Regions from separate parts of the Mus musculus genome. Here region 2 is linked to region 1. The links are chromatin loops, found by intact Hi-C in ENCODE. Cell type or tissue: heart. All regions are shown on one strand. Links, peaks and the distances in the headings refer to the core of each region. The heading gives the core; the rest is flanking DNA.

Evidence for each region. Hi-C counts contacts between places; a loop is a spot of excess contacts. Peaks named below come from ENCODE experiments on the same cell type or tissue, not always from the same donor. Only the 100,000 strongest peaks of a DNase experiment are listed, where the experiment ranks them.
Region 2: it touches region 1 in a loop (3-fold over the local background); 2 of 42 quality-filtered maps call a loop at or near these places.

What each region holds. Positions count from the first base shown.
Region 1 is chr8:69,541,478-69,557,314 of GRCm38, forward strand. It overlaps the pseudogene Gm3365. Among named protein-coding and RNA genes, the nearest start is that of Gm7697, 26 kb to the left of the region's middle. In heart, for the core only: CTCF peaks have their summits at 5,919 (motif pointing right) and 8,271 (motif pointing right); a DNase peak (open chromatin) is centred at 9,954.
Region 2 is chr8:69,391,415-69,407,251 of GRCm38, forward strand. It overlaps Gm10033 (predicted gene 10033), which reads right to left and starts at 4,125. Exons shown (of 4, transcript NM_001374600.1): 1 at 4,027-4,125. The coding sequence starts at 4,029. In heart, for the core only: a CTCF peak has its summit at 8,503; DNase peaks (open chromatin) are centred at 4,167 and 8,017; H3K4me3 peaks cover 2,393 bases; H3K27ac peaks cover 2,404 bases.

The DNA of each region.
Region 1 (15,837 bases), core at 5,070-13,069:
CTATAAATCATAATGTAATATCTGATATGCAGGATAGCAGACCCCAAGAGGATCACTACCCACAGGTTAAGAATCTAGGATTTTCAAGTGTCCACTAGCTGACAGCAATGCCCACCAAATGACTGTCTCAGCTACAGAGAAATGGATACACGCCCGGAGAAGGGAACTGGACAAAGAACCCTATCATAGCTAGCTTCAGTTGTCAACTTGGCACAAGCTTGGAGTCCCCTGAAAGGGGGAACCTTAACTAAAGAACTGCCCCTATCAGATCAGCCAGTTTTCATGTCTGTGGAAACATTTCTTAATTTCAAATTGGTGCGAGAGGGCTCAGACCACTGTAGGCAGTGCCAACCTTGGGCACATTCTCCTGGGCTGTATAAGAAAGCTGTCCGAGTGAGCCACATAGAACAAGCCAGTAAACATTCCCCCATGGTCTTTGTTTCCATTCCTGCCTCTGCGTTCCAGCCTTGAGTTCTTGCACAAGCTTCCTTTGATGGTAGACTGTGACCCACAACCCAAATTAATCCTTCCCTCTCCTAAGTTGTTTTTTTGATGAGTGTTTTATCACAGGAACAGAGGAGCAAACTAAAGCACCTACAACCATTGGAACCACTGGTCAGCCTCCTGACCCAGGAATTCTCAAAGCATTTGGACTCTATAGCCAGTGCTGGATTCAAGGATAGACCCACGCTGGAGAGAACACTGCTACATCTAGCATGGCTCTGGGGACACGGCCCTGACTGGGGTGGCAAGAGAATGAAAAAAACAAACAAATCCAGAAGCAGAAAAGCCAAGGTTGGGTGGTCTGAGCTCTCAGTTGAAGAAACTTCAGCACATAATGGAAACATGTTTTTATTATATAAACAGAGAGGCAGGGTGAGTGCATATGGCTGAACAAGGAAGTGGGGTTAGTAGATGCAGATAAACAAAGGAGACAGGGTGTATGGTATACAGCTGGATCAAGTAGACAGGTTTACCTAATCTTAGTAGGAATGGTCTTTATAGGGGAACAGTCTTCAGACTATAAATATCCAGGGAGAGAAAGCTACAGTGGACATTTCCTGTGCACACTCTCAATATCTACATTTGGTCCAGAGGAAGGCTTTGCCATTTTCCTCTGAGCCTCTCCCCTTAGAGGAGACATTGCCATTTTCTCCATAGGTCTGAGATTCTGAGGTCTGTGACAACATGTCCTTATCTGATGTCAACAATACACATTCACTGAGACTCTAGGCTTTCTCCGCCACTTCTTACATGATACCTAGTTCAATTCACTAAGTATGGCCTCTGATGTCTTCTGGATCAGAAAGGACATCCAAAGTGAGGAGTTGACTGTTAGATCATGCGACCCGGAACCTACGAGCAGCCACAAAACCCAGCTAGAAGCCCAACAGTCTCTAGAGCAGTGGTCCTCAACCTTCCTAATGCTGTAGCCTTTTAATACAGTTCCTCATGTTGTGGTGACCCCCAGCCATAACATTATTTTATTACTACTCCATACAGTACATTTGCTGCTGTTATGAATCACAATGTAAATATCTGGTATGTATGCAGGATATCTGATATGTGACCCCCAACGGGGTCGAGAACAGGTTGAGAACCACTGCTTTAAAGGGCTAACTCTGCCATATAGGAGCCAGGAGGAGCAACCTATCTGAATAGATGGTTCTCAGTCAGTGTATGATGACACACATTGTCATGGCTTCCTTGAGTGCTCTCTCCCAGACAAGCTTAAGCTAGCTAGTTCCTAGATTTTCATAGGTTAGCACAGACCAGGGGTGGGGTCATACACTCAGATGCTCAAAGGCACCAGGTGACCATCACAGTGAGAAAACATATACTCACTTCTGGAGAGGACACTTGAGACTCAGCCCCAAACAGTAGCATCAAAATGGGAATTGGGTCCCCATGAGGACAATGTTGTCCAGTAAACTGGAAACCCAAGTTTCTGTATTAAACTTCTTGGTCTTGAAATGTCAAAAACAATTTGAATATTTTCAACACTTCATAAGCTACACAAAGTTCATCTGTGAGTGTGTGCTTTTTGTTCTTGGAATATTAGTGCGTGACTTCGGGCATCCATCACTCCACACCAAGTGAATGGGATAAAATAGACCACGTATTGACCAATATGGGTAGACTATCCTGTATTTGATAGTCCTGAGTTGGAAAGTCTAGATTCTAATGGATTATCCAGTATTGGTAATCATAAATTGGACAGTGTGGCTCCAGTATTCTCAATCAGAAGTCCCATTTACTGGATATTTGTTCAACTTTAGAAATATATGCTAGTATCCAAATCTTGGGAGTGAAGTATCTCACTGGCCAAATGACCAGTGCTTGTGTGTGGTTCACATGTGTGTGGAGGCTGGAGGACAGCTCAGATTTCACTCCTCAAGCACCGCCCACTTCATTTTAAGAGCGGATCCCCCAGTGGTGTACCTAATCAGTGAGCTAGGCTGGCCAGTCAGCAAGCCCCAGGGATCCACCTGACCCTGACTCCCCAGTGAATAATCAAATGTAGATGATTTCATACAGATGCAACTCCTTACACTGTGGGAAGCCGCAAATACCATTACAAGATGGCGCTGGCTACCACTGGCCACCACCCATGATTATGGATAAACAACCAATGTACGCATGTGCATAAGAGTTTTTTGCCAAGGAGCTAAAGGGATCTGCAACCCTATAGGTGGAACAACATTATGAACTAACCAGTACCCCGGAGCTCTTGACTCTAGCTGCATATGTATCAAAAGATGACCTAGTCGGCCATCACTGGAAAGAGAGGTCCATTGGACTTGCAAACTTTACATGCCCCAGTACAGGGGAACGCCAGGGCCAAAAAGGGGGAATGGGTGGGTAGGGGAGTGGGGGTGGGTGGGTATGGGGGACTTTTGGTATAGCATTGGAAATGTAAATGAGCTAAATACCTAATAAAAAATGGGAAAAAAAAAGAAAAAAAAAAGAGTTTTTTGCCGAGTCACTGCGTGGCCCGATGCATATTAATGAGGTACTGGTAGCATAAGCAATCAGGTATGGACACGTCACTCGTAGGCCTATATAAGCAGTGCCATTTCTGGGGCTCGGGGTCTTTCGCCTACGCAGTCCATGCTCTCCCAATAAACGTGTTGCAGAAGGATCCTGTTGTGGAGTCTTACTTGCAGGCAAGTCGGGCGTCCCACATTACACCAGGTCATGGTGTGTCAGAAGAGGAGACCAGGGACCCAGAATTGCCATGCAATTTGTCCAAGGTCCACAGCAGGCAGGCAGCCAAGCTGGGCTTCACCCTCAGGTCTCCTTGACTCCACATTCACGGTTGTTTATTCTTCCTCACATCGTTTTCAAACGCGGTTACAGAACAAAACGGTTTGAGCAGCTGACAGCCCAACTGCTATGGGGACCAACAGACAAGAGAACTTGAACTTGTTTGTAAAACATCCAACCCGCCACTTCCACGACCTCCCCACCCCGCTGCCCAGCACAGGAAAGAGAGGACAGAGCTCAGCAAACACAGCTTTCTGGCATTCCCCTGAGGCTGCTGGCCATCAGCCACAAGCAAAGCACTGCCAGGGGACTCGGGAAACCTCTTGTGATTGAGCATTTTGAAAGTACCCATTGCTGCCCTCCAGTGTCCCCATTAAGAAGGTCAGCCTCTCCTAGCCTTTGGTATCAGTAGTTCAAAAGGAAAGAGAAAATACATGTGGGAAACAAAGAAAGACCAGGCAGAGCTTGTTTTATTTGTTTATTTAATTATTTATTCATTTATTTATTTTCACTAAATTGTATTACACTGGGGGGGGGGAAGGTTGTGTATGTATGTGGGTTGAAGCCACCCAGTGCTGTCCTCTAGTGGTGGATTCTATATCACAGCCATTAGTCACAGCAATTTGAATTTAAATGTTAATTAAAATTAAACTAAAATCTGGTCTCATGTTCTGAGCGCTCTGGCCACAGGTAAATGGCATCTGCCATATTGGCCCTTGCAACCAGAGATGACTTCTTTGAGACACGGAAGCACAGAGAGTAGTTTTCTCAAGATCAACACAGCTAAAAGTAACATGTTACAACTCAGATTTGCGTGCATGGTCAACAGACATTCACCATCTCTTCCAAGCACTTTATCACCTACAGCATTAAGTGGGGGTCCCCCAGATCCTGCCCCTTCCAAACATAGCTCAAGCCCATGTTCCCTGCCTATGGCAGGAGCTAAGGTATCTGTTGCCTGTGGCTATGCCATGGGAAGGGGCAGAATAAACATGGATCTTACCTCTTCCATCTACAAAGAAGGTGTTGCCTTGATGTTAGTCAAGATCTTTGAGGGGACAAGGAAGGAAGTGGAGAAGATACCTTTAAAACAAAACCACACTGTTTAGGAGAAATCTCATATTTATTGTTTTGTGCTGTTTTCTTGAGACTCGGTCTTGTTCTGTAGCCCAGGCTGGCCTTTTACCTACCTGCCCCAGCCTCCTGGACTCCGAGATTATACACACACACCATCATGCCTAGCTAAGAGAAAATATTTTATGATAACATACAAGTCAAATAAATGCATACTTATATGCAGGAATGCATATACTACTAGATGTGTGCACCCAAGCACACACACACACACACACACAAAGATAAAAACATTTAGGGACACCCATGCTTGTTAATACCGACAGACAGTACCACACCACGAACGTTTTGGGAAGACAGCCAAGAATGTGTCCCCAAGGCAGCACAGAGCTGCATGTCTAATGGTGCTGGCTTTCCTGATCTGTCTCTGATAAATATCCCAGTTCCAGAAGCATCCTTGAAGGCTCATTGGAGGCATACAAGCAGCCTCCCAATGGCTGACAGCCAAGGGATGCAGACAAGAGTTAGGCAAGAGCAACCAGTGCTAAAAGGTGGCCCACAGATGTTAGCATCAGCAAGAATAGAGAAGCAAGCGCATGAAGCAGGTCTTAGTCTCCCCAGACTAAGACTGTCACAGCTTAGAGCCACAGCTCTAAGGGATTAAGAGCCACAGCTTGGCCTTCCAAGGTAGTGTGAGACCCCATAGGACCATCACAGGTCCAGGTCAAACACCCTAAGTCCCAGCAGCCAAATAGGTGCCCAGAGAGGGAGGAAAGCAGGACAGACGGCCAGGATCGGAACACAATAGGACAATGCCAGGCATGGAACAGAAGCCCTGAGTGGAGGAAATGCCCTATCTGTAATTGCCCCCACACAGGAGAAGAAGAAGAAAAAAGCCCAAGTACAAACGGAAAGCTGGGTAAACAAAAGGTACCAGGTTGCATTGTATATAACACATAATGGAGTATTTCCCAGCAAGTTAAAAATCCACACAGTCACTACAAAGAAGTTGCACAGGCACGATGCTGAGAAAGAACCTGTACACAGCGGATCTGGGCCTGGAGACCCTGTTTATACACAGCTCCATAACTCTCAAGAAGAATCGGCATGGTCCGTCTCATGGGCACCTCTGGCTGGGAAAGTGTGGATGTGGACTTGGCAGGGACATCAGGCAACTTCCGGGTGATTAGGAATGTATTCCCCCCGCCCCCACTGAACCATATATTTAAGTTCTATAAACTCACAGAGTGCATGTCACTCTTCAGCGATGTGTTTTTTGGTTTTGTTTGTTTTGCATTATCAACTGTATTCTTTTTGTTGTTGTTGTTGTTTTTCCGTTTTTCGAGGCAGTATTTCTCTGTGTAGCTCTGGCTGTCCTAGAACTCACTGTGTAGACCAGGCTGGCCTCGAACTCAGAAATTCGCCTGCCTCTGCCTCCCAAGTGCTGGGATTAAAGGCGTGCGCCACCACCTCCAGGCCAGCGATGTGTTTTAAAAGAGAGGGAGCCTGCTCACTATCTGAGCCAAGTGCTAACTGAACCAAGGGCAGGAGGCCTCACTGTGCAAGTGAACCTACTGTTCTTGGCCTGAAGAGGGCGCAGTTGTTGTGTCCTTCCCTGTTTCCAATCTTGCAGGAAGTGTTCCAAGACAAACAAACCTCGCTCCTACAAGAAGGGAGCTGTCTCATGTTTATCCCATACCCCATCCATGACTCAAGGCCACCAGAGAGCCCTGCTTCAGGGGTGCAGGAGCAAGGGGCAGGTAGGACAGGGTGCACCCTTGGTCATTTTAAACCTCTCCTCTGTCCCTGTAAGACCATACAAGTAGAACCTGCAGTAAAAGACCCTCGAGGTCTGACACACATCCCCCCCATCCCTCCTGAGCTCCCATGGAGGTGGGAGGTCCCTTGGTTCTGAGGGTCCTGGGAAAATATTTCCACAGGTAGAGGGGTATTAGATCTGCAAGTGATGTGCCCAGGTTTGCATAAGGGACAGATCACTATGGCAACCAGACTGGAGTCTTGAGAGTGAGAGGACAGCTAAGTTTGACCTCAAGACTGGCCTGGGTTGTGAAAAAGCCCCAGGAGAAAGGTGGAGGTGGGGATTAGAGAGAGGACTGCGGTCATGAGATACTTAAGAGGAAGGTTTCTTATAAATAATAGCTGATGTCTGAAGGGTGGAAAGGGGAAGACATTGAATGATAGAACTGTTCCAAGCAGCTAAACCTGAGAACATGCCAGAAACCAGAGCTGGTCCATAATTGGAGGGTCCATTTTGGAACTGTGTGGAAAGCCATGAACTGAATGGGCCTGACAGGATAAAGAATACTGTCTTAGTTAGGGTCTTACTGCTGTGAACAGACACCATGACCAACGCAACACTCATTTAATTGGGGCTGACTTACAGGTTCAGAGGTTCAATCCAGTATCATCAAGGCGGGAACATGGCAGCATCCAGGCAGGCATGATGCAGGAGGAGCTGAGTGTTCTACATCTTCATCTGAAGGATGCTAGCAGAATACCGGCTTCCAGGTAGCTAGGATGAGGGACTCTTCACAGGCTCCTGGCACAAAACTGGAGACTTTCTTACTGGTCAGTGTTTCCCAAACTGTGTTCTTTGGAATTTTTGCTTCCCTCCAAGTGGTGGGTGTGTTTAAAGCTAGAAGATCCTAGACAAAATAAAAATAATAATAATGTTAGCAAACAAGGGCAAATATCTCATGGAGACTTCCATACCAGGCCTTCCCTCCAGCCATACAAGTTCTTAAATCAGTTCTGTCCACACTGAACTATTTTTATTGAAAAAAAAATCACCTCTTCCTTTGTACACACCCAGGCTCACAACACCCACTTTCTCCTCCTGAAAGGGTTTTGGTTTTTCCATGTCCTGATGGAGTGAGACCCTGTATTGCCCGAGCTTTTGTTCCCACCGGAAAGAATACGCTCAGGACAACCGGAATCTTCTGTGGCAAAAGCTTTATTGCTTACTTCTCCAGGAGCAAGAGAGAAAATGGCAAAACCCCATCCCTTTTAAGGAGAATTATCCTCCACCTAGGACGTGTCACTCCCTGATTGACAGCAGCCCATTGGCCGAGTTGTCCTCAAGGGGAAGGCAGACCACATGGAGTGAAGAACTACCCTGGCACATGTGCAGATTATTTGTTTACTACTTAGAACACAGGATGTCAGCGCCATCTTGTAACGGCGAAAGTGAGGGCGGCTCCCCACAACCCTGGAGCAGCCCAGTCCTGAAATCCTTTCTGAACTCTTGTCTGGCCCCAGCAGGAGCTATCAGCCATAATCACTGTGAGCCCATGTCAAGACCCTGAACACAAAGTCTAGGAGCTGCTTCCTTCCATGGCCAGGCCACTGCTCCTCCTGCTTCCCCGCCCCGCCCCACCCTGCTCCAGGCAACTCCCTGGAAACCTTTTCTGGTCACAACCCATTTGCCTGCTCCTTGAGGCACTAAACACTTGGAATAATCCATACACCTCCGCAGACATCTGAAAGCCAGCCCTTTCCTCCAGCTGTTAGTCAAAGGAATGTCAGTTAGCCCTGAGGGTAGGAAGAGCTGTCCTTCCTGGTGAGTGTCCATCATTTTCTGTGCAGCCTGGGACCCTTATCTCCAGTTCCGTTTAGTTGTTCTGAGGCAGGGTGGCTCACACGTTGAACTATGTGACCAAAGACAGCCGTGAACATCAGATCCCCTGCCTCTTATCTCCCCAGTGATGGAGTTTCCAGCGAGCGCCACCATGGCCAGGTTTTAAGAAGTGCTGGGGATCAAACCTACAGCTTTCTGCATGCTAAACAAGCATCCTACAAACTGGGATTATCATCCCAATCACCAGTCTTTAAACTCCTTCACAAAGGAAGCCTTTTGTAAATTAGACTCAGTTCTCAGAAACGTCTGTCTCACCACTGGCCGCTAGATGGCGACGTCAAAATTCTTTTCCTTCTCCCAAATGAACTCCTGTGGAATCTCACGGGGTTTTGTATTCAATAAAGGAATAGTAAGATGGGGGAAGGAATGTAAGCATTTAGGACTATTGCCCCCTCCTTCCTCCTCGGTGCCATCCTTCATTCAGAGATGTTTCTCCACCAGGGGACTGACCTTGGAGGCCAGTTCTCCCCAGCAGGGATCTAGTTCAGGGTGCACACTAGGACGCACTCACTCAAGCACACAAGCAGGGACCTTTAAAACCAGTGAGGACCAGCCATCCCATGCTAAGTAGATCGGAATTTCTAGATATGCACCCCCTTCCTAGTGCTGGGGGAAAGAGCCAACCTCACCCCACCCCCAACAATTCTACTGCAGCCCAAGGCAAGAGTCACTCACTTCCTGGGACCCTGGCGCCCAAGCCTGGTAGGCCTTCAGGATTTGCCAATGTTGCTAGTCAACCCAGGCTTTCAGAGTCACCTTAGAGAGGGAGAAATTTCTGGAATTCAAGGTGCTGGGCTGCCCCGAAGGAGGCTGACTGGTTTTATTTCTACCTTTTTTCAGACTGCAGCACCAACTTCACACCCAACAATTCAAGCAAGTTCTGATGGTAACCAGGGATCTAGGGCAAGTTACAGGTTCAGTCCCACAAGGTCAGCTCCAGCTCTGAACCAGTGGTTCATGGCAGCCTGGGCGATTCACACTGAGAACAGACCACAATCACAGCTTTCCTTCATTTCCTGAGACTGTGGCTCCTTCCAACGGATGCTGTAGTTCAAAACATGGACCTTTGGCGATTGAGAGATAAGCAGAGGGTCTCTCCAGGCCTCTCCCTGAAGTAGGTCATAAGACCATCAGCAAGGCCTCCCCTCCTGAGTGCAGTCTGCTGGTGCAAGGCTATAATCCCAACACTAGGGAGGTAGAGGCAAAAGGATCAAGAGCTAAGGCCAACTTGGGCTACATAGGGACATTCTATCTTAAAATAAGCAAAAAGAAGTATTCTCCTTATATGAAGAGCAAAGGAGGGCCATTATTTCAGGAGAGACTCAGAAAGGAATCTGAACGCACAGGCCTGGCAAGACTCCCTCAGTTAATGACCCTTGGCTTACATCTCCATTGTCCACCACAGCTCCTACAACTATCCACACTCTGGCAAATGTCACCCTAAAATACTGAGGTTTCCCTCTGCCGTTGGTTCTTCGTGTTTGTCACAATGTGAAACTTACGGCAAATGAGCATTCATCTTTATCTTCCTGTCGCTGTTATAGGATCTCAGCCTATATAGGCTGTTATAGGACCTAAAATGGGAAGAAAAATACTTCTTTTCCCCCTTAATATCAAAATACAGCAAAAATAAATAATTTGGACTTCCTTAAAACTAAAAGCATTTGTATTTCAAGAGATACTACCAATACAATTAAAAGGCTTGGGGTTTAGTTGAAAACATTTATAATTACATATTTAATGAATTTAATGACAGACTTCGGTGATTCCGTAAATCCACTGTTAGATCTGCAGTGCTGGAAGAATTTAAAATGTTCACACAAAAAACACTGCACAGCCATGTTCAGAGCAGCCTTACTCATGATGGTGAAAGGGAGGACAGGACCCAGATATCCATCAGCTGATGGATGGACCAACCAACTAGGGTAGACCCATACAGTGACCATGCTCTGTAGGGTTATGATGCATGCTACATCACCATAGCCCTTGAAAACATTGTGCAGTGTGAAAGAAACCAGTCACAAAAGGCCACGTCATAAACATGAGTCCATTTGTGTGAAAACCCACGTGACAGAAGAAAGATTACCACCAGGGGCTGGGGGAGGGGTTGGGATTCTTCAGGAGGTGATGCCAGTACTCTTTAAGTACTGAGGATCAGTGAGTACACACACACACACACACACACACACACACACAATCCTATACTATAATAAAAGGATGAGCTTCATATATGACTTCCAGTTCAATAAAGCTGTTAATATATATATATTAAACATTTATTTATTTCTTTATTTTATGTATAAGAGTATACTGTCTGTCACTCTCTTCAGAGACACCAGAAGAGGGCATCAATCAGATTTTATTGCAGATGGTTGTGGCCACCATGTGGTTTGCTGGGTATTGAACTCAGGACCTCTGCAAGAGCAGTCACTGCTCTTAACCACTGAGCCATCTCTTCAGCCCAAAGCTGTTATGTTTTTAACAAGGTAACATATTAGGCTGAATGTAAAGGAGTCTGGGACAGGGAGATGGCTCCATCAATAAGGTGCTTGCTATGCAAGCCTAAGGACCTATGTAAGCTCAGATCCCAGCACCCACATAATCCCAACTCGGAGGTGGACATAGATGGATCCTTGAGGCTCACACTGCTCAGATAAGCAAGCCCAATCAGTGAGCTCCAGGCTTAGTGCAAGACCCCGTGCCAAAAAGAAACAAAAAGGGGAAAGAAATATGACACCCAATGTCAACCTCCAACAAGTGGGCTTCTCCAGGGCAGAAGAGCTCAGTGGATGAGAGCAGCAGGCCCAGGGCTTCCTTAACTGCAGGATATTCCCCCTAGTGGCCCAGGCTTACTCCATCTACTTTTGGAGTGACTGACTCCAGATCTCACAGGCAACTCGATGAGTGACAGCTCTCTGAGAACTCCAGAAACTCCAATAAAGGCTCTCTCCTTCCTTGTTTGTTTTGTTTTGGTTTTGTTTTTGTTTTTATTCAGTCTGGGATGCCAGCCCATAAGCTGGTGCTGCCCGTACATAAGATGAGCCTTTCTCCTTAGTGAGAGCTCTCTGGAAACCCTCTCACAGTCACATCCAGAGGTTTGTCTTCTAGGTGACTCCAAATCTAGTCAAGTTGCCAGTGAAGAGGAACCATCACAGAGCTCTGGGGGCAGGCTTTGCCACTGGACAGATGAGGACTAGAGTTGGGGGGGGGGGCAAGGGGCTAGGGGAGGACTTTCCAATGGGAATGGGAATCAGATAGACTAGGTGAAAGGTGTTGCATTTGGGCTGAGCATTAAAGGGTTGGGAGGCCTTGGCTGGCACAGTGAGGAAAGAAAATCATCCCAGAAGCAAAGGACAGCTTGGGCAAAGGCTCAAAGGCAGGAAGCATGTATGGCTATCCTGGGCTGATCTACTGTGTTCAGCAAGGCCAGGCAGACATATACAGGAAGGAGCTTAGTTGGAGCTAGGCTTAAGTACATGAAGCAATACTTGGTGCTGTAATAGATTAGATCTAAACCACACTCTCAAGGCCATCCTATCTGAGAGAAGTTATAAAGCCTAGGACACAGAGTCACACAGTAGGACTTGTACTAGGAGCTTCAGAATAGCTTCTGTTATCAGAAGCATCATATGAAGAAAAGGAAAATTTTGGAGCAGCCAAATCTGACTGCAGAGAGACTATGGGGAGGTTTGCTGCCACCAGGCAACTTCTCCGAAGGAGATCTGCTCCCTGTTCTTCAGCGACACTAAGCTCAGGCAGGAGTACCAAGTAGTCAGCCCACACTGGCAAAAACAAGACAAAACAAAAGGGCATCAAGAACCAGGCATGACTAGTGTAAACCCTGTGAAGTCAGTATCTGAGAGACTGAGGCAGTAAGATCATGAGTTTGTGCCCAGCCTGCTGGGCTATTTGGGGGGAAAGGAGGAGGAGAAAGTGGAGGAGGAGGAGGAGGAGGAGGAGGAGGAGGAGGAGGAGGAGGAGGAGGAGGAGGAGGAGGAGGAGGAGGAGGAGGAAGATGGAAGGAAGGGATGGAAAGAGGGGAGGGGAGGAGGGGAGGGGAGGGGAGGGGAAGGGAAGGGAGACGAGATCAAGGCGGGAAGACAAGCTAGTAGTAAGGATGGTCATACAAGATACAGCTGATCACTTGGCTCCCAGGCAAGGCAGCAGTGGGCTAGGAGGGGCTGGAAGGGGCTGGGAGGAATGCTGGGAGCCCCACTCCTGAGTGCACGTAGGCAGAGTGGGGCGTGGGACTCATTCCTGGAGACTCTGTGGGGCATACAGTCCCTGGGGACCCTGAAGATCCTCCCTCAGTGTTCCACCCCTGATTCCCACGCTTGCACAACTCCAAGACCTCACTGAGGGAGAACTCCACCTGTGCTCCAAACCAGGCCAAGCACATCAGTGAGACACACCTGGCTAGGAGAAGAAAGAGGAGCCAGGGGGTGAGCTAGTGAATCCTAAAGCTGGTACAGAGGAGGCGGGGTCAGAGAGAAGATCAAGGGAGCTCTGCAAACAAGATTAAGATCTGAATGCAGGAACTGGAAAAGCGCGGGCAGACCCCAGAAGGTGGAGCTCCCATGCCTTTATGCCCAGCACCTGAAAGAGTAGTAAACTCAGTGCTCCAAGGTATGCTAATCATAAAACAGATAGCGACATTCCTCCACCCACCCGCTTCCTGGGTTCAAGGAGTGTTCATTCAAAGAAAGTCACCCTGACCCACCCTGACCATTGCTGGAACCTGCAATGCAAATGTGCTATCCTTAGGGGCTCTTAGAAACTGTCTTGAGAGTTAACAATTACCAGGTATTCCTTGTGACACCTGTGACTTTGTACTTCCTTGTGACTCTTAACTAGTATTTTTGGTATTTTCCAACAACGCCCTTCCCACCTCCTTAAGTCGTGGTTTCTTCCTTTAAATACCCCCTAATCCAGCTACTTGGGGCGCCACGGTCCTCTACCCCTGCGTGGTGTATGACCATGGGCCCGAGAGCGCTCTTGAATAAAAATCCTCTTGCAATTTGCAGCAAGACCGTTTATTGTGGGTGATTTTGGGGTGTCGCCTCTCCTGAGTCAGAACGTGGGGGAATCCTCACATTGTGGGTCTTTCACACCACCACTGATGAAACCAAAGGCATCCCCTTCCTGCCCTAATGTTGAATGCCCACATGGTGAGAAACTTTTATTAACAGAGAATTACTGTGACCCGGAAGAGTTCCACTGACACACGGCCGAAGGGCAGGAAAGCCTGGCAGGTAAGAAGCTTCCCTGAGAGTGAGGAAGGCCTGTTTCAGCAGCGGCGGCAGCAGCAGCAGCAGCAACATAGTGTTTCATAGTCTGTTGTGATTTCAAACAGTTCTATGCCAGCTCCATCAACGATATTGTATGTGACTAAGCCATTTTCTCCAATGTCTGGGTCTTCAGCCTTCACCCTTCCTACTTCCTCCCCCAGGGACAGCTGCTTCTGAAACAGACATCTGGTACATGCCTGAAAGAAAAAGACATCTACTTTTATTTCACTTTTTATTTGGCAGCTGTAAGACTTCAGATTTCATTGAATCCCAGTAAATTTCTCAAAGGGTTTAAAATCGAACTTTTTATTGGTAGATGCAGAAGTGAAGTGGATGGATGGGAAGAGGATCCCAGATGGCCAGCATGCAGGAGCAATGTTCCTTCCAGGATGACAAAACAACATTGGGGTCCTGGTAAGATGATGAGGTCACCTGCCACACGAGAGAAAGGAAAACAGTGACAAGGTCCTATGCAAGAGTCCACATGCGACTCGAGCCCCGGGCTACCTTGCCAGCAGAGTCTTGCCCAACACCCGCAAGGGCCCACACAGGACTCCCCATGGGATCCTAAGACCTCTGGTGAGTGGAACACAACTTCTGCCAGGAGTCTGGTTTGAACACCAGATATCTGGGTACCTTCCCTGCAAGAAGAGAGCTTGCCTGCAGAGAATACTCTGCCCACTGAAACTAAGGAGAGTGCTACCCTCCTGGTCTGCATATAGAGGCTAACAGAGTCACCTGAAGAACAAGCTCTTAACAGTGACAACTAAAACAGCTAGCTTCAGAGATTACCAGATGGCGAAAGGCAAACGTAAGAATCCTACTAACAGAAATCAAGACCACTCACCATCATCAGAACGCAGCACTCCCACCCCACCTAGTCCTGGGCACCCCAACACAACCGAAAATCTAGACACAGATTTAAAAACATTTCTCATGATGATTGATGATAGAGGACATCAAGAAGGACTTTCATAAGTCACTTAACGAATTACAGGAGAGCACTGCTAAAGAGTTACAGGCCCTTAAAGAAAAGCAGGAAAACACAGCCAAACAGGTAGAAATCATTAAAGAAAAACAGGAAAACACATCCAAACAGGTAATGGAAATGAACAAAACCATACTAGAACTAAAAAGGGAAGTAGACACAATAAAGAAAACCCAAAGTGAGGCAACGCTGGAGATAGAAACCCTAGGAAAGAGATCTGGAACCATAGATGCGAGCATCAGCAACAGAATACAAGAAATGGAAGAAAGAATCTCAGGTGCAGAAGATTCCATAGAGAACATCGACACAACAGTCAAAGAAAATACAAAATGCAAAAGGATCCTAACTCAAAGCATCCAGGTAATCCAGGACACAATGAGAAGACCAAACCTACGGATAATAGGAATTAATGAGAATGAAGATTTTCAACTTAAAGGGCCAGCTAATATCTTCAACAAAATAATAGAAGAAAACTTCCCAAACATAAAGAAAGAGATGCCCATGATCATACAAGAAGCCTACAGAACTCCAAATAGACTGCACCAGGAAAGAAATTCCTCCCGACACATAATAATCAGAACAACAAATGCACTAAATAAAGATAGAATATTAAAAGCAGTAAGGGAGAAAGGTCAAGTAACATATAAAGGAAGGCCTATCAGAATTACACCAGACTTTTCACCAAAGACTATGAAAGCCAGAAGAGCCTGGACAGATGTTATACAGACACTAAGAGAACACAAATGCCAGCCCAGGCTACTATACCCGGCCAAACTCTCAATTACCATAGATGGAGAAACCAAAGTATTCCACGACAAAACCAAATTCACACAATATCTTTCCACGAATCCAGCCCTTCAAAGGATAATAACAGAAAAGAAGCAATACAAGGACGGAAATCATGCCCTAGAACAAGCAAGAAAGTAATCACTCAACAAACTAAAAAGAAGACAGCCACAAGAACAGAATGCCAACTCTAACAACATAAATAAAAGGAAGCAACAATTACTTTTCCTTAATATCTCTTAATATCAATGGGCTCAATTCCCCAATAAAAAGACATAGACTAACAGACTAGCTACACAAACAGGACCCAACATTCTGCTGCTTACAGGAAACCCATCTCAGAGAAAAAGACAGACACTACCTCAAAGTGAAAGGCTGGAAAACAATTTTCCAAGCAAATGGACTGAAGAAACAAGCTGGAGTAGCCATTTTAATATCGGATAAAATCGACTTCCAACCCAAAGTTATCAAAAAAGAAAAGGAGGGACACTTCATACTCATCAAAGGTAAAATCCTCCAAGAGGAACTCTCAATTCTGAATATCTACGCACCAAATGCAAGGGCAGCCACATTCATTAAAGACACTTTAGTAAAGCTCAAAGCACACATTGCACCTCACACAATAATAGTGAGAGACTTCAACACACCACTTTCATCAATGGACAGATCGTGGAAACAGAAACTAAACAGGGACACAGTGAAACTAACAGAAGTTATGAAACAAATGGACCTGACAAATATCTACAGAACATTTTATCCTAAAACAAAAGGATATA
Region 2 (15,837 bases), core at 3,620-11,619, 150 kb before region 1:
GAATAGTTCTACTTCTATACTTGGCCATACCATTCCTGGGCATATGCCCAAAAGATGCTGCACTATACCACAAAAACACTTGCTCAACTATGTTCATAGCAGCTTTATTCACAGTAGCTATAAACTGGAATCAACATTTTTGCCCCTCAACTGAACAATGGATAAAGAAAATGTGGTACATTTACACCATATTAAATACAAGGATATCATTGAATTTGCAGGCAAATGCATGACACTAGGAAATATCATCCTGAGTGAAGTAATTCAAACCCAAACAGACAAGCATGGTATGTCCCCAGTTATAAGTGGATAGTAGTCCTAAAGTAAAGGATAATTACACTAAAATCCACAGAACCAAAGAAGCAAAATACCAAGGAGGGTCAAAGGAGAATGGTTCAATCCTTCTCAAAACGGGAAATAAAATAGATATCGAAGGTGGAGGGGAGGAAGTAGGTAGAAAAGGGAAGGTGCAGAAGGGGCATCATGAGTAGGAGAGCAGAGGAAAGAGAACAGAAATCCATGGGAGAAGCATAGGGAAGCATTTTTAGGACATGCTAAAGACCTGGTGGTAGGAACTGAATGTTTTGGGGCGACTCTAGCTAAGACACCTTGCAGTGGGGGATATGAACCTGAAGAGGCCACTTCCTGTAGCAAGGTAGTACTCCCAGAGGAGGGATAGGGACACCAAACAATCCATAAAAATCTTTGTCTCAAATGAGGGGAAACCGGGAAACGGGATAATATTTGAAATGAAAATAGATAAAATATCCAATAAAAAGAAAAGAGGAAAAGAATGTGTCCTGCCTACAAGAAATGCAGGGACATAGAGCAGAGAAAGATGGATTGGCCAACCAATGACTGGCCATAACTGAGATCCACCCCATGGTCCAGTCCCTGACACTATTAATGATATTCTCTTATGCTTGCAGACAGGATCCTAGCACAACTGTCCTCAGAGAGGCTTCACGGAACAGCTGACCAAAGCGTATGCAGATACCCACAGCCAAACATTAGATGGAGCTGGAGGGTTTTTGTGGAAGAGTTGTGGGAAGGATTGAAGGACCCAAAGAGGACAGGGACTCCAAAGAAGGCCATCAGAGTCAACTAATCTGGAATCTTTGGGGCTTCCAGAGACTGAACCACCAACCAAAGAGGGATCATAGGCTAGACCTAGACACCCTGCAGCAGTGTAGTGTGGTCTTCATACAGGTCTCCCAACAAGTAAAGGGGAGCTGTTCCTAATGCCTATAGATCCTGTTCCCCTAGCTGGGCTGACTTGTCTGGCCTCAGTAGGAGAGGATATGCCTAGTCCTGCAGTGACTTGACAAGGGGGGATGAGGGGAGGGATAGGACATAAGACCCAAGGGAGACCCCCCTTCTTAGAGAAGAAGGGGATGGGGGGATCTTTGTGATGCAGAACTGGCAAAGAGGTCTGATACTGGGATGCAAAGTGAATGAAAAAATAAATTAATAAAAACAAATGAAAATTAAATTTAAAAAAATTTTTCCCAAAAGACAAAAAGAGTCCATGAAATCGAATACAAAGAGGAATATATGGGAGGGAGGAAACAGAATTTAGAAATGATGTAATTATAATTTCAAAAATTATAGTTTAAATGAAAACCAACTTTATGGCATTATGTGCTCCAACAACTAACAAACTATGTAAAAGCACATCAAGGATTACCATCAGAGATACTTTAGTAGAGATGAGTAAAGAGAATTAGAAAGACAAAAGCCTGAGACTGTCTCATCCTTGACCTTGGGAGGGCTTTATTTTCAAAGCCCCTAGAGACATGCCAGCCCTAGACTTGATAGGCTATTACAGTCTGTACTGAAGGCCAGACAGAGCACATAGGTCTTGCCACAATCAAACAATCTTTTAATCAATTTTTAAATCAATTTTCTAGCTTGGATATTGTTTTCTTTGGGATTTTCATTTGCTTTGTTTCAAGGTTTTAATTAATGTTATTGCTTTTGTTTGCCATTGACTGTTTTGCTAAAGCTATACACTGTACATAAATGCTGTGTATGAGTCCTTGTTGAGTGAAATGACTATTTTCATGAATAAAAAAGAAAAAAAAAAACCCAAATCCACCAACCAACCAACAAACCCTCTGCATTGAGACAGCTCTTTAATTTAAGAATTTAGGAATTTTTATTTTAATCAGGTGGAGAGCAAGGCAATTGCTCTGTGGAGCTACAGATGAGGATCAAGACCATCTGAGGCAATATAATAGAGCCTCAGAAACATTTTTTTTTTTTGGTTAGGTTGCACCTGTTCTAGAATGAATATGCCTTCCCTAGGAGAAATAACTACATGAACTTAAGGCATTAATGAAGGAAAAATTCTTAAGAATAGCATGCACCTAGCTCTGGAGAATGCTCAAAGAGGAACCAGCCTAGAACAGAGTTTGCATTCTATACATGCTGGGTCAGGCCCCAGGTTATACTTTGAACAATTTAAATAGGGACAGGAGACTGCAAGTCTAACCACTGAGGCAGATGGAAGATTTATACAGCAAAGATACCCCCAGGACTATTTCTTAAGTACACCAGTATCCTGGAACAGCAGATCATTCTGGAGTGACCAGGTCCAGTTGTAGATGAGAAATACTGTGAAAGTAAAAGGAAGACAAGGTAAAAGCTGGGGTGGGGAAGTCTTGCCCAAGCTAAGTCAGGCAACCCCTTAAGAAGAACATCTTGTATACTACTTCCAGGAGGAAAATGGAAGGAAATGGGGGCTGCTTCTATGAAGACAACAGAAACAGTCATACAATGGTACAAACACAGAAGGAGGTTAATCAGACAGTGCCGCTGCACAAGGGAATCTCAAGACCTTTACTCACAAAGCCCACAGTGGCCATGGGACTGACTGATAACCACAGTTCATTGGTGGGAAGACTTGGGTTCTCAAGAACAGAAGAAACCCTGCTCCAAGGCCCTGGCCCCAGACCATGACCAACTCTCAAGCATATGCCTGTTTTTGGAGAAGGTGCTTCATTTATTCTCTATACCTCAGAGCCATAGGGAAAGCTCCCAAGGCTGTTACTGGATCTGCCAAGCACGTTCCTGGCTTGAGAAGGAGCTATGCTACGTTCCTTCTCCATATGAGAACCTCAGGGAACGCCTTGCTTGATCAGGCCAGCCCTCAATACAAAGGTGTTTGTTTGTTTTTTGTTTTTTTTTGTTTTTTTCAAATAGCTGTCACGCAAGGTCTTCTTGCCTTTCTGGCAAGAACTATGCCAATTGGACCTTTATGTAACACTAGGCCTTAATGTTGGTTGTGACACTGTAATGTCCCTTTGAGCAGCTTGTGAGACACATGCCCTTTAATATAGGCATTAGACTAGTGGTGGGTTGTGAATCAGAGTTGTCTCCTCTATTATGATTGGAGCCAAATGTCTAGACAATCCTGATGAACAAACATGTATCATAGCACCATGTCTAACAAACCTGGTTAGCATACTGTGTATTTGGGGCGGGGGGGGGGGTGTTAGAGAGGTAGCCCTCCCTTAGCTAAATTCTACTTTGTGTGACTTCTTAAGCATTGGTAAATCCTTTACGTCTCAAATTCTACTCTTCAACATCACAGCTTAGTCAAGTGCTACTCCATACATGAGATTCCATTTACAACACTCACAAAATTAACTCCAAATGGGTCGTACTCCTAAAAGTTCAATAGGAAGTGCACAAATTCTAGAAGTGCTAGAGAAACTAGAATTTTCCTGAATTTGGCAACCAGCCAGCCGCTGATGCTCCAAAAGCATAGTGAAGCTATCTATGTACAACACAGCCCCTACACACAACCCCTGTTCCCAAGGCTGTGCACAGATGCAGCCCACAGAGTGAAATTATTCAGGGGCCTCCACAGGGAGCCTGGCAGTTCCAAATTACAAATACCACAAAGGACCTCACCGCGCTACGTCTGGCCACTAGCTCCGACTCAGACCGAGGGAGGGCCCACCACACGGCTTCCCGACGCTCAGCAGCCCACTCGTCCCCAGACAGTCGCCCCTGGCTCACCATAGCTTGGCCTCCAAGCTTGCGCGAGTACTTTTCTCGGCTCTCAGCAGAGGCACAGAACCGCCAGCTCCTACACCACTTCAGAAAAGAGCCGAGAGCACGGCGCCCGGAAGAGCCCGCCTCACCTTCTGAGTGGCAGTCCGCCTGGAGGTCCTGATTGGCTAGAGACGCTTGAGTGACAAGAGCCAGAGAATACTGGAGCACAAATCGGTGTTTCCTGGCACTGGTTTCACTCCAGGCACAGACCTTTCCCAGATCTGCAGAGATTTCTTTCAACAGCACTTGTCTCCTGCCTCCAATAGCGGACCCTCCCGTCTTTCTACAAAGGCTAGGCACTTCTTCTGCCTGGACCCGAAGAAGCTAGTTTGCTCAGCACACTACATAATGTGCTGTGGAGTGACTCCCCTGCCCCACAGGTAGAAGGGAGTCCACATTATTAATAATGAAGGAGTATTTTTACGAAACAAGACGCTTGTTCTGTAGCTTCACGCTGAGGTCAGATGAACTGCAGCTACATTTAACCTGGGAGGCAAGGGTACTTGAGAGAAAAGCTGGAACCCGATCACAAACACAATGATAGATGTTTTTCCTACCAGAAGGCTGGATTGTGGTCCATTTCTATAGGAATTTTCTTCCTGAAATTCAGTTCAATCTCTTAACAAATTGAAGCATAGTGAAGTGTATAGTCTACTTGGTAACTTGAACACTTAGAGAGAATGTCTTTTATGGACATTATTGTTACCTAGCATTCTTCCTGAGTGTTAACATAAAGACAACACAGCTGTATCTATCAAAGTTTTCTAGGTGAACAGAACCGATAAAATGAATCTCTACGTATGTAAAATGGGGCTTTCCTAGAATGACTCAGAGGCGGTGGTCCAGCTAGTCTAACGAGGTTAGTCTACCAACTAAAATTGGAAGAATCTAGTGGTTCAGTACAGAGCTCAGCACTGAGGCCAGATATCTCAGCTGTTCTTCAGTAAACAGCACAAGGTCGAAACCTAAGCTCTAAAGCAAAGGAATTAGCTTGCCAGCCAGAGACAGAGTAAGCTGACAAAATGAGAGAGCTTCCTTCTTCAGTGTCTTTTATATGTGTAGGCTGACACCAGATGGTGTGGCCCAAATCAAAGTTGGATCTTGTCACGTCAAAAGCTCCAAACTGAAGAAAGGTCTTCCCACTTTAAAAAATTCAATTAAGAAAAACCCCTCGTTGACTCCTGGGGAGCCTGCCTTGTCCCAGGTCTCAGGCAAATCCAAGGGGGTGACCTTAGCTGAGACTCATAGCAGTGGGGATATGGACCTGAAAAGGTCACCTCCTGTAACCAGGCAGGAACCTCATTGGAGCAGTAGGGACACCCATCCACCCACAAAACTTTTGACCCAAACTTTATCCTGTCTACAAAAAATGCAGAGATGGAGGATGGAGCAGAGACTGAGGGAATGGCCAACCAATTACATGCCCAACTTGAGAGACCCACCCAATGGGCAAGCTCAGGTCCAGGACACTATTAATGACACTATGTTGTGCTTGCAGACAGGTCCTAGCATAAGTGTTCTCTGAGAGGCTTCACCCAGCAGCTGACTAAAGCAGATGCAGAGATCCACAGCCAAACATTGGATAAAATTCAGGAACTCTCATGGAAGGGCTAGGGAAAGAATCGGAGGCCTCAATGGGTAAGGAACTCCCTGGAAAACCAACAGAGTCATCTAACCTGGGCCCATGGAGGCTCTCAGAAATTGAACCACCAACCACAGAGCATATACCAGCTGGGCCAAGACACCCAACATATATGTAGCAGATGTGGATTCCCCAACAACTGGAGTGGAGACTATCCCTGAAGCTGTTGCCTGTATGTGGAATATGCTTCCCTAATTGGGCTGCCTTGTCTGGCCTCTTTTGGGAGGGGTTATTTGTCAGGGTACTAGAATACTTTGGGGACAGGGGTGGGGGTTGGGGTGTGCTCCACCATTTCAGAAAAGAAGGAGGGGGAATGGAGGAGGGACTGTGGGAGGAGTTACACAGACAGAGGCTGCAATTGGGATGTCAAGTAAATGAAAAATTAATTAAAAATAATAAATTATACACTAACAACAATAGATATTACAAAATCAAAAAGAAAAGAAAAACCCCTCACAGACATTCCCAACTGTGTGGAATTCCAGATGGAGACATTTTGACCACCAAGTTTAGCCATCACAACAGCCAAGCCTGAAGAGCTGAGTCAGGTTTCTTACCTGAAACAGACAATTACAGCATGGTATCATTTCCAAAGTGATGTTTAAAAAAAAAAAAAGGCAAGGAGATTTATTTCAGGAGTTTAGACACATTCACGCAGCACTCAGCCTACTCCCACACATGCTCAGTTAACAAATCCATTTTTTAACCTGGTCATAAAGTAAAAGCAGAGACATTTGGGGGAATTGTTAGGTTGAAGTACTGAGGAACATATAAATCATAAAATGATAGAAAAAATGCCTCTGGCATGTTTATCATATACCATAAGATCTTTGTTGAAAATCAAGTGTTAATCCCACCAGGTAACAATGAGCCCACTACCACAATTTGAGACAAAATTGAAGCAAGTTAGTTTCACTGAGGTACAGACAAAAGAAGGCCAACTACTGCCTATCAAGTGGGATTTAAGAGAGCAGTCCCAAATTTATTTCTTGGGCTCCTTTTAAGGAGTAAAATCACAAATAGTTGCAAAACAGTTCTACAAAAGTGAGAAAAATGGGGCAGTAAAGAAATACAGAAAAATGGATTGTTTTCATTGTAGGTCAGGATGGTTTAAAAAACCAGTCAAGGCTCCAGGAAACAGACTTAAAATCAGCAACTTAGCTCTTACAATAAAGGGAAAGTTATTTTTAAAATACAAATACTACTGCCTTCAAAATGGAGTCAGGCAGATTCCTCACAAGTAATGGACACTGTGAAAGTAGATTATTTGTAGTCAGTTTGTTATTAGTTAATCATGATGCCTGATCTAAAAGATAGGTATACCAATGCCATAATTCTCACACATAGGAAGGACAAAAAGCACAAATATAGAAAACATCTAGGGAAAGTCACCTGTTAGCCAAGCATTTTAACATGTTATTAATCCAACCCAGGAGTTGGGAGGCAAAGGCAATCTGATATTCCTGAATTTAAGGACACTCTGGTCTATTGAGTAATGTTCATAATAAACTGAACTAAAACAGACACTGAGAGGCCAAACCTACTCAATCTTGAGACCAGCCTCTATCTTAAAGAAGGGGGGGGGGGAGGGGAAGCCTGAGAACTTGACCTGCAGCAGAACCCAAGCTACGTCCGTCCTCCCATTGTGTGGCCCAAGCTCCAGCTTGTAAATAAAGACCCTAATGCGATCCCATCAGAATCGGCTCCTTCGTGGTCTTTTGGAATTCACGAACGCTTTCTGGCACATTTTGTTGAGTTGGATGGGAACTCTAAGGTCACCAGGAGCCAACCTGCTGGGTCTTAATACCGGTAATGTTGTCTGAGTCTGAGTGTGTCTATCCATGTGTTTATGTAATCTCTGTCTATGTGCCTTCGTGATACCGCAATAATTCTGTCCTGAATAATTCTGTAATTCTGTTCTGAAGAGGCCTAAAAATCTGTATTTGGTGGCAAGAAATGAAAGCCAAGGCAGAATCCCACTGCAGCAGCTATATGTCATAGCTCAAGCTCCTGGAATAGGGAATGCTCAGGGTGTTATTTTCTAGGAAGGAAGGAACCGATGGACGTGAAACCTCCTACTAGTCGTGGAACCCTGCTGCGAGCTATTTTCACTGCTGGCTAGGTGCTCTGTGTGTGTGTCACTTTAAGGAACTGCGGTCCACTCTGCTTTCTGTTTCTTGTTATGGGGTAAATTTGACTTGGACGGACCGACCACGTTGAGATTAGAAGACCCACCCTCTTGATTTAACCCCCACCCCCACCCCCCTGGCCCGGTGCTTTACGGGTATCCCGCGGCTGTGGGCGTGGCCAGCTGAGTGCACCGGGCGGGAGTGGGGACCCATCCAAGCGGAACCTTCAGCCACCACGGCCCTCCAGGCAGGGGCCCACAGACAGCCCGGGGAACTGGGACTAGAGGTCGGACAGCGAGCGGGTGCGGCTCCACTGCGCGCTGCAGAGGTGCGGGGCCCAGTCACTCCGTGCTCGGCAAAACCGTGCTGTGGCTCCCGCACGCCCACCACCCACACTGAGGGGGCTCTGCGCCCCACGGGGGACCCTAACTCCCTTCTCAGCGCCGCCCTCTGAGCCCTCCCCGACGGCAGCAGGGTACAAGGAACCTGACCCGGCCCGGTGGTAGGCCTGGCGGCGCGCGGAGCACACAGGCATTCCTGGCTGGCCCTTTGAAAGGTCTAAGCCTGGGGCCTCCGGTATCCCTGAGATTTCCCTGAGTGGGAAGATGAGCTCCCAGAGAGCAGGGCTCCAAGTGTGGACTGGGCAGGAGGGGCCCCTAGTGGGCAGATGTCTCCCACACCGAAGCTTGGAACAGTCTCCTGGTCACTCATTTTGCTCAGTAAATGGCTACCCTTCCTGCTTCCTGTCTAAACAGATGTAGTCTCTGAGTTGTACAGAGAAGGTCTCCATTGACACCATCGTGCCACACTCAGCTCATTGAGAAGCAACAACCACTCCTTTCCGTGTTCCATAGGGCACTCAGTGCAGCCACCTACACCTACAAGACAACAGATGGGAGGCAACCCAGGAGAGCTTCAGACTAAATTCTTCCCTGCTCTGAACACCCCCACACCCTCTGCCCAAAGATTAAAATATAGATAAGATTGGACTTTGGAACCTGAATCTGTTGTCCTGCCCTTGCATGCAGCTGGGCTGATCCGTGATCAAAGAAACCAACCTCATCACTACTGGCTCTTTGCTACTATGACCTTTTTTACTGGAACTCCCCCCTTTTCAAACAGTCCTCGAGATTTAATTAGTCTCTTAGAGACAGTCCTTTTCAGCCACCAGCCCACTTGAGATGATTGCAAAGAGCTCTTGTAGGTTCTCTTCACCACAGAGGCCAGGAAACTGGTTCCTGGTCCTACAGAGGAACCGGCCCAGATTAAGACTTCAACACTGCTAAAGGTCAGAAGAGTCTCTAAGTCTTTTCTCCAGGCTCTGATTAGCAGGTCTCAAAGCAGCTGTAAGACAGCCACTAATTTGGCCAAAGATAAGCAAAAACAGCCGTAGCTCTAGCCTTTATTAACCAGGCAGCACCAGGTATTAGGAAACTCAAAAGGTTTCAAGGACTAAAAGAGTCTAAAAGATAACGGCAGAAAAAGTGTTTAATAAAGATAGACAGTACCCCGGAGCTCTTGACTCTAGCTGCATATGTATCAAAAGATGGCCTAGTCGGCCATCACTGGAAAGAGAGGCCCATTGGACATGCAAACTTTATATGCCCCAGTACAGGGGAACACCAGGGCCAAAAAGGGGGAGTGGGCGGGTAGGGGAGTGGGGGTGGGTGGGTATGGGGGACTTTTGGTATAGCATTGGAAATGTAAATGAGCTAAATACCTAATAAAAAATGGAAAAAAAATAAAGATAGAAAAACTGAAAGAAAAAAAAAAGACAGGTAAAAGAGCAGAAAAAAACAGACTCACGATCTGGCAAAGATCCTGCTGGCAGCCACGGCAAAACCAAAGGATTGTGGGAGACATCTAAAACAAATGGTTTCTAGAAATTAATGTGTTTATGCAAACCCTGGCACTGGGCCAGGGACCTACCTGTGTAAGAGATGTCTAAAATAAATCGCTTCTACAAAAAGAGATAAGGGGACCCTACAGACCGAGACCAACCCCACTTAGAAAAGTACCAATGTATTTGTGGTAAAGAGGAGGCCATTGGGCCAGGGAAAGCCGCAAGAAAAAGCCTATTCAAACCATGGCCTTAAAAGTTGCCCAGGGTAAGCCTAAAAATAAAAGAGAAACACACCAGCTTCTTTGGTTTATGTTGTTGTTTTAAATATTTTTGTTGAATATTTTCTTTATTACATTACATTTCAAATGTTATCCACTTTCCCAGTGTCCCCATCTGAAAGAACCTAGTGGGGAAACCTCCACTCAACTTCCGATTCGGCATGCACCCAAGAATCACGAACAAACAGACCGTCTTGATGTAAAAACACGAGGTAGTTTAATGGCGGAGCTCCGGATCAAAACGTATCTCACGCAGGAGACAGTGGTTTTGACTGTTTAATGGTGGAGCTCCGGGTTGAAACATATCTCACGCAGAAGACAGTGGTTTTGACCACGAGGCTTGGAAGCTAGGGGTTTTTATAGGAAAGGAGTGGGGCTGTGGGAGGAATTGGCTCAGTAAACATCAGCAGACTGTTAACATTTAACTTGGGTCAGAAGGGCTGGGAAATAGGGAGGCGCCAGGCCAGTCCGGCATGTCATTCTCTTTATCTTTATGACTAAGCAGCCTCAGGGATGTCTTAACAACGGGCCTGCCCGGGCATGTCCTGGCCTGTTCTGCTATGTTCTCAGCCCCAGGTTTCAAAGCTCACAAACAACTCTTTGGGCTATTTGACATAAATTACATGAATCACAGGTCTCAAGTTTTATTTTCTTTCACATCCTCCTCTCTCTCCCCCTCCCCCTGCTTCTATGAGGGTGTTCACCCACCCACCCACCCACTCCACCTCCCCTCCTTGGCATTCACCTATACTGGGGCATCGGGCCTTCTCAGGACCAAGGGCCTCTCCTCCCATTGATGACCGACAAGGCCATCTTCTACTACATTTGCTGCTGGAGCCATGAGTCCCTCCATGTGTATTCTTTGGTTGGTGGTTTAGTCCCTGGGAGCTCTGGGAGTTCTGGTTGGTTGATACTGTTGTTCTTCCTATGGGGTTGCAAACCCCTTCAGCTCTTTCAGTCCTTTCTCTATCTCCTCCATTGGGGACCCCAAGCTCAGTCCAATGGTTGGCTGCGAGCATCTGTCTCTGCACTTGTCAGGCTCTAGTAGAGCCTCTCAGGAGACAGCCATATCAGGCTCCTGTCAGAAAGAACTTCTTGGCATCCACAATAGGGTCTGGGTTTGGTGACTGTACATGGGATGGATCCCTAGGTGGGACAGTCTCTGGATGGCCTTTCCTTCAGTCTCTGCACCACACTTTGTCTCCCTATTTCCTCCCATGAGTACTTTGTTCCCCATCTAAGAAGAACTGAAGCATCCACACTTTAGTCTTCCTTCTTCTTGAGCTTCATGTGGCCTGTGAATTGTATCTTGGGTATTCCAAGCTTTTGGGCTAATATCCACTTATCAGTGAGTACATACCATGTGTGTTCTTTTGTGACTGGGTGACCTCACTCAAGATGATATTTTCTAGTTCCATCCATTTGCCTAAGAATTTCATGAATTCATTGTTTTTAATAGCTGAATAGTACTCCATTATGTAAATGTACCACTCCTCTGTTGAAGGACATCTGGGAGATTCCACCTTACACCAGACATAATGGCTAAGATCAAAAACTCAGGTGACAGCAGATGCTGGCAAGGATGTGAAGAAAGAGGAACAGCCCTCCATTGTTGGTAGGATTGCAAATCACTCTGGTGGTTCCTCAGAAAATTGAACATAGTATTACCTGAAGACCCAGGTATACCACTCCTGAGCATATACCCAAAAGATTTTCCAACATGTAGTAAGGACACATGCTCCACTATGTTCATAGCACCCATATTTATAAATAGCCAGAAACTGGAAACAACCCAGATGTCCTTCAACAGAGGAATGGATACAGCTTCCTTGTTGATAATAGAGCCTAACATCTGTTTTGCTAAAACCTAAAGATAAAGTCTCTTCAACAGTCTATGAATGACCTCCTAGTGACAGCAGAAACCAAACAATGTCTAAAAGATACCCAGAACCTCTTGAAGGAAAATTTGGACTATTAAACCTCTGCTAAGAAGGCCCTACTCTGATAACCATAGGTGACCTCCCTAGAGTTGGGTGATACATATTAAGAGATCTGAGGTGGCTCTCTGAGGCCAGAAAAAAAAAATTCTATACCAGCTTTGGGGTTGCTAGAAGTGACTAAGCCCTTTCACCTCTTCAAAGACTAGAGATCTGGGCCCTGATGCCAACCAGTGGCCTACCTGTCAAAGAAATTAGACCCAGTTGCCAGCCCCCAAAGACACCACAAAGACTAGACAATGACAACCCTAACCCCCTCTAAAATACTATGGTCTAGTCCCTTCCAGTCACCAATACATCCAATCCTGAATTAACTGAGTCAGAAAGGCATATCTCTCTAACTAACTGTTTTCATAAGATTAGATATAGTACCAGTCCCTTCATAACAAAGCCTAGAAACTTCAGGAAGTCCCATGATTGGGCCTTATAGTTACCAAAGAAAGAGGGGGATGAGAGGTCAAACCAATTTATTCTTGGGACCAGACTCCATCTTTTTTTTTTTTTAATTTTATTTTAGAGACAGGGTTTCTCTGTGTAGCCCTGGCTGTCCTGGAACTCACTCTGTAGACTAGGCTGGCCTTGAACTCAGAAATCCGCCTACCTCTGCCTCCCGAGTGCTGGGATTAAAGGCATGTGAAAAAAAAAAGCCTGAGAACTTGACCTGCAGCCGAACTCAAGCTGCACCCTCCCTATCTGCTGTCAGAGACAGCAGTGTGGCCCAAGATCCAGACTGTAAATAAAGACCCTAATGAAATTGAATCAGAATTGGTTTCTTGGTGGTCTTTTGGGATTCACAAATGTTTTCTAGCACAACAACCCTCCCCAAAGCAAATACAGTTTTAGAAAGATCTTGCTAGTGAATCAAAAATCTCTGTAGAGTTGCACCTGAACTGCCTGTCTTCTCTCTCTCTTTTCATTAGTTTATTTATTTATTCACTTTACACCTGAAATATAACATCCTCCTCTTCCCAGACCTCTGCTCATACAACCCCTCTAACCATGTTCCCAACCTTTTCTTCTCTGCCTCTACCCCTGTGTAGCTGCCAGCAGCCACAGGTTACTGGGTTCCTGAAAGGAAAGCTGGGGTTGGATGGGAAAGGCAGCAAGAGAAATAATGAGCCAAGACAAAAGTTCTCTGATCAAGGCTCAAATGTAATTCTAGGGTCTGATATTTAAAGGGGGATAATCCATCCCCTACTATTCCAGGATCATCTCGTGGTCGCTTTGTCAGGATCTATCAGGAAAACAAACTTAGCTGCTCAGCAAATAGCTTCTTGCAGGAAGCTTCAGACTTTACTTAGATCAGAAGACTCCACCCTAGGTGAGCTAGCATCTGTGGCAAACAAAGTCTGAGCCAGCCTGCTCAAGGCTGGGGGGAAGGCACAGTTCCTCCATTTTTATTTATAAAAATTAGCTGGACTAGGGCATAACATTTACTTATGCTCCATGGTCCTGCCTGGGAATTATGGTGGCTGCGGCTGCAGCTGCAGCTGTCTTAGGAGTGGTTCTATTGGACTCTTTGTGACCCGTCCTGGAGAACATGTGCAGCTTGTTTGTATTTTATTTAATTTTTTTTTTTTTTTTTTTGCACAAACACAGACTTTTAGTGTTATCATGAACAAACATGACCTCTTGGCACATGCCTCTGTCTTAGGTTGATAAGAGCCATAGTCCAGTGGCCGGTTCTTGACTGCTGGCCCTCATAGCATGTTGGGCAACGGGCTACACACAGATAGCCGGGTCTCCAGTTGAGCTTAGGTCTTGAACCCCGGTGGGACCCAGTGGGTGGTAATTTCCACCTACATGAGATAGAAGGCATTTGATCATGTCTCCTGGACCCCTGACTCCTGTTGAAGCTACCACCCCCACAGCCCTCACAGGAAAGGCACATGGCTATCAGTCACAAATAAGGTTTCCCCCAAACTCAGTCCAAGGCAATGAGAGGTACCTACTGTTGAACCCTGAATCACCCCCAGAACTGTATATAAACTGTATATAAATCCATCCAGGCAATTTAAGGTACCCAAGAACTATTCCTTTGTCTGAGTCTTATGTTCCAAGAGCTATATATAACACTTGGGAAGAGATCTTCTCTCCCAAAGAGCCACCTGAGGTCCCCGCCGCACTCCTCACTGAATAGTCAGCTTTTCATTGGCCCAGCCCAAACAGACTTAGTTCAGAGAGGCTAGGAACTACCAACTGACCTGGAAGGCATGGCAAAGACTTCGTCTTCCTGCCTACACTCGCTTTCCTTCACTGGAATCCTCGCACCCAGCCTGGACAGAGATCTCCGTGGAAAACCTCTGGCACCCAGGCCCACAATTGCACACCTTTTTCCAATTTAGAACAAAGCCACGGTATGCACTCAATGAATCTCTTCATAGTGGTGAATAACTGCCATCTGAGCTTTGCTAAAGGCAAGCCTGTATGGAGGTAACCAACCTGCTTGAAATACAAAGTCAAAAGTTAAGCAACATGATTAAGGTGTTCTGTGGGGATGTCTCAAGCACTCAATTCAGTTGCAAATTAGCAATGATCAGACCCAGGGTCTGGCCTCCCAGTGTGGGGAAAGTGGCTTTATGAATCAACAGAACAACTGTCACTTCTCAGGTAAATAGTGGAGGCTATGCTTCAAGTTAACTCTGCTGGCTAATAAAGATTTTTAGCCATCATCATAAATGGAATCATAAATTGGAGAATATTGGATTTATTTCTAGACCAGTCCATGATTGAGTCAGAATAACTGGTCACATTAAAGGAAAGAGAAGAGGCATTATAACTCCTCCTTTTGATTAATTTTTCTAAGTCCGTTTCCACAGTCTCTATGTTCTCTGTCCCATCAAGGTTCAAAAGCTTGAAGCAAGGCAGCTTAACTTGTCTAATCTGGGACATAGGCAAGCAAAGGTGGGTCAAGAACACACACCCAATACAGCTTTCCTGTCACCATTGTCAGGGCACTCAGCAAGCTCACAGGTCAGCATTATCCTTTTATGTCAGCATGCCACATCAATCACTCTGGCAGCTAGCATGCTCCTGCAACATTCTGTGGAAAAACCACAAACATGTCGTCTTCCCCATATTAAATACCTGATCAGGATCATGCCATATGCTAATAAGTGGATCCTTTCATCTCACCTAGGCATGAGTATGACTACTTGTAGGATGCTATAGACACTCAGCATAGAGTCCTTGCCATCCACATGTTAAAATTTTAAAAATAAAAAGCATGATTTAAATAATGTGCACGGGGATATAATTCTCCCCTTTTTTGTTTCTTAAGAAGATATTGTTTTAAAGTTCCACAATACCTTGTCCTTGAGAATTATAAAAAAATCCCAGTAACATGGGTAACATTAAATTGTTCACAAAACATGTCAAAAGCTTGACTGTAATAGCCAGTTCCATTATCTGTTTTAATCTGATTTGGAACGCCAAACATTAAAAAAAATTAACATAGGCAATGACTAATTACATTTTTAGTTGCTTTTCCTGTTAAAGCAGATGCAGATAGAAAGCCTGAAAAGATATTAATAGTCACACATGCATTTTTATTTCCCTAAAATCAGAAATATGAGTATCCATTAAGTATAAGTCCTCAAGAATTAACATCATTATCTGGAACAGGTAGAAACTGAGGACACCGAGAACAAGTCTTTACAATTTGACATGCACATTCTCTAAAAATACCAAATTATTATCTCAAGCCATTACTATTTTGATGATGTAAAGGATGAGATTGTATGGCCAATTGTTCTGTGTAAGGACTATAATCTACCTGGGATACAAATTTGCTGTGGTATTGTCTTAAGAGGTCTTGTCTAGGCAATCCAGGATGAGTTCTTAAATGTCCAAAGATAGTCCTTAAAAAAAACAGTACTTTCTCTTA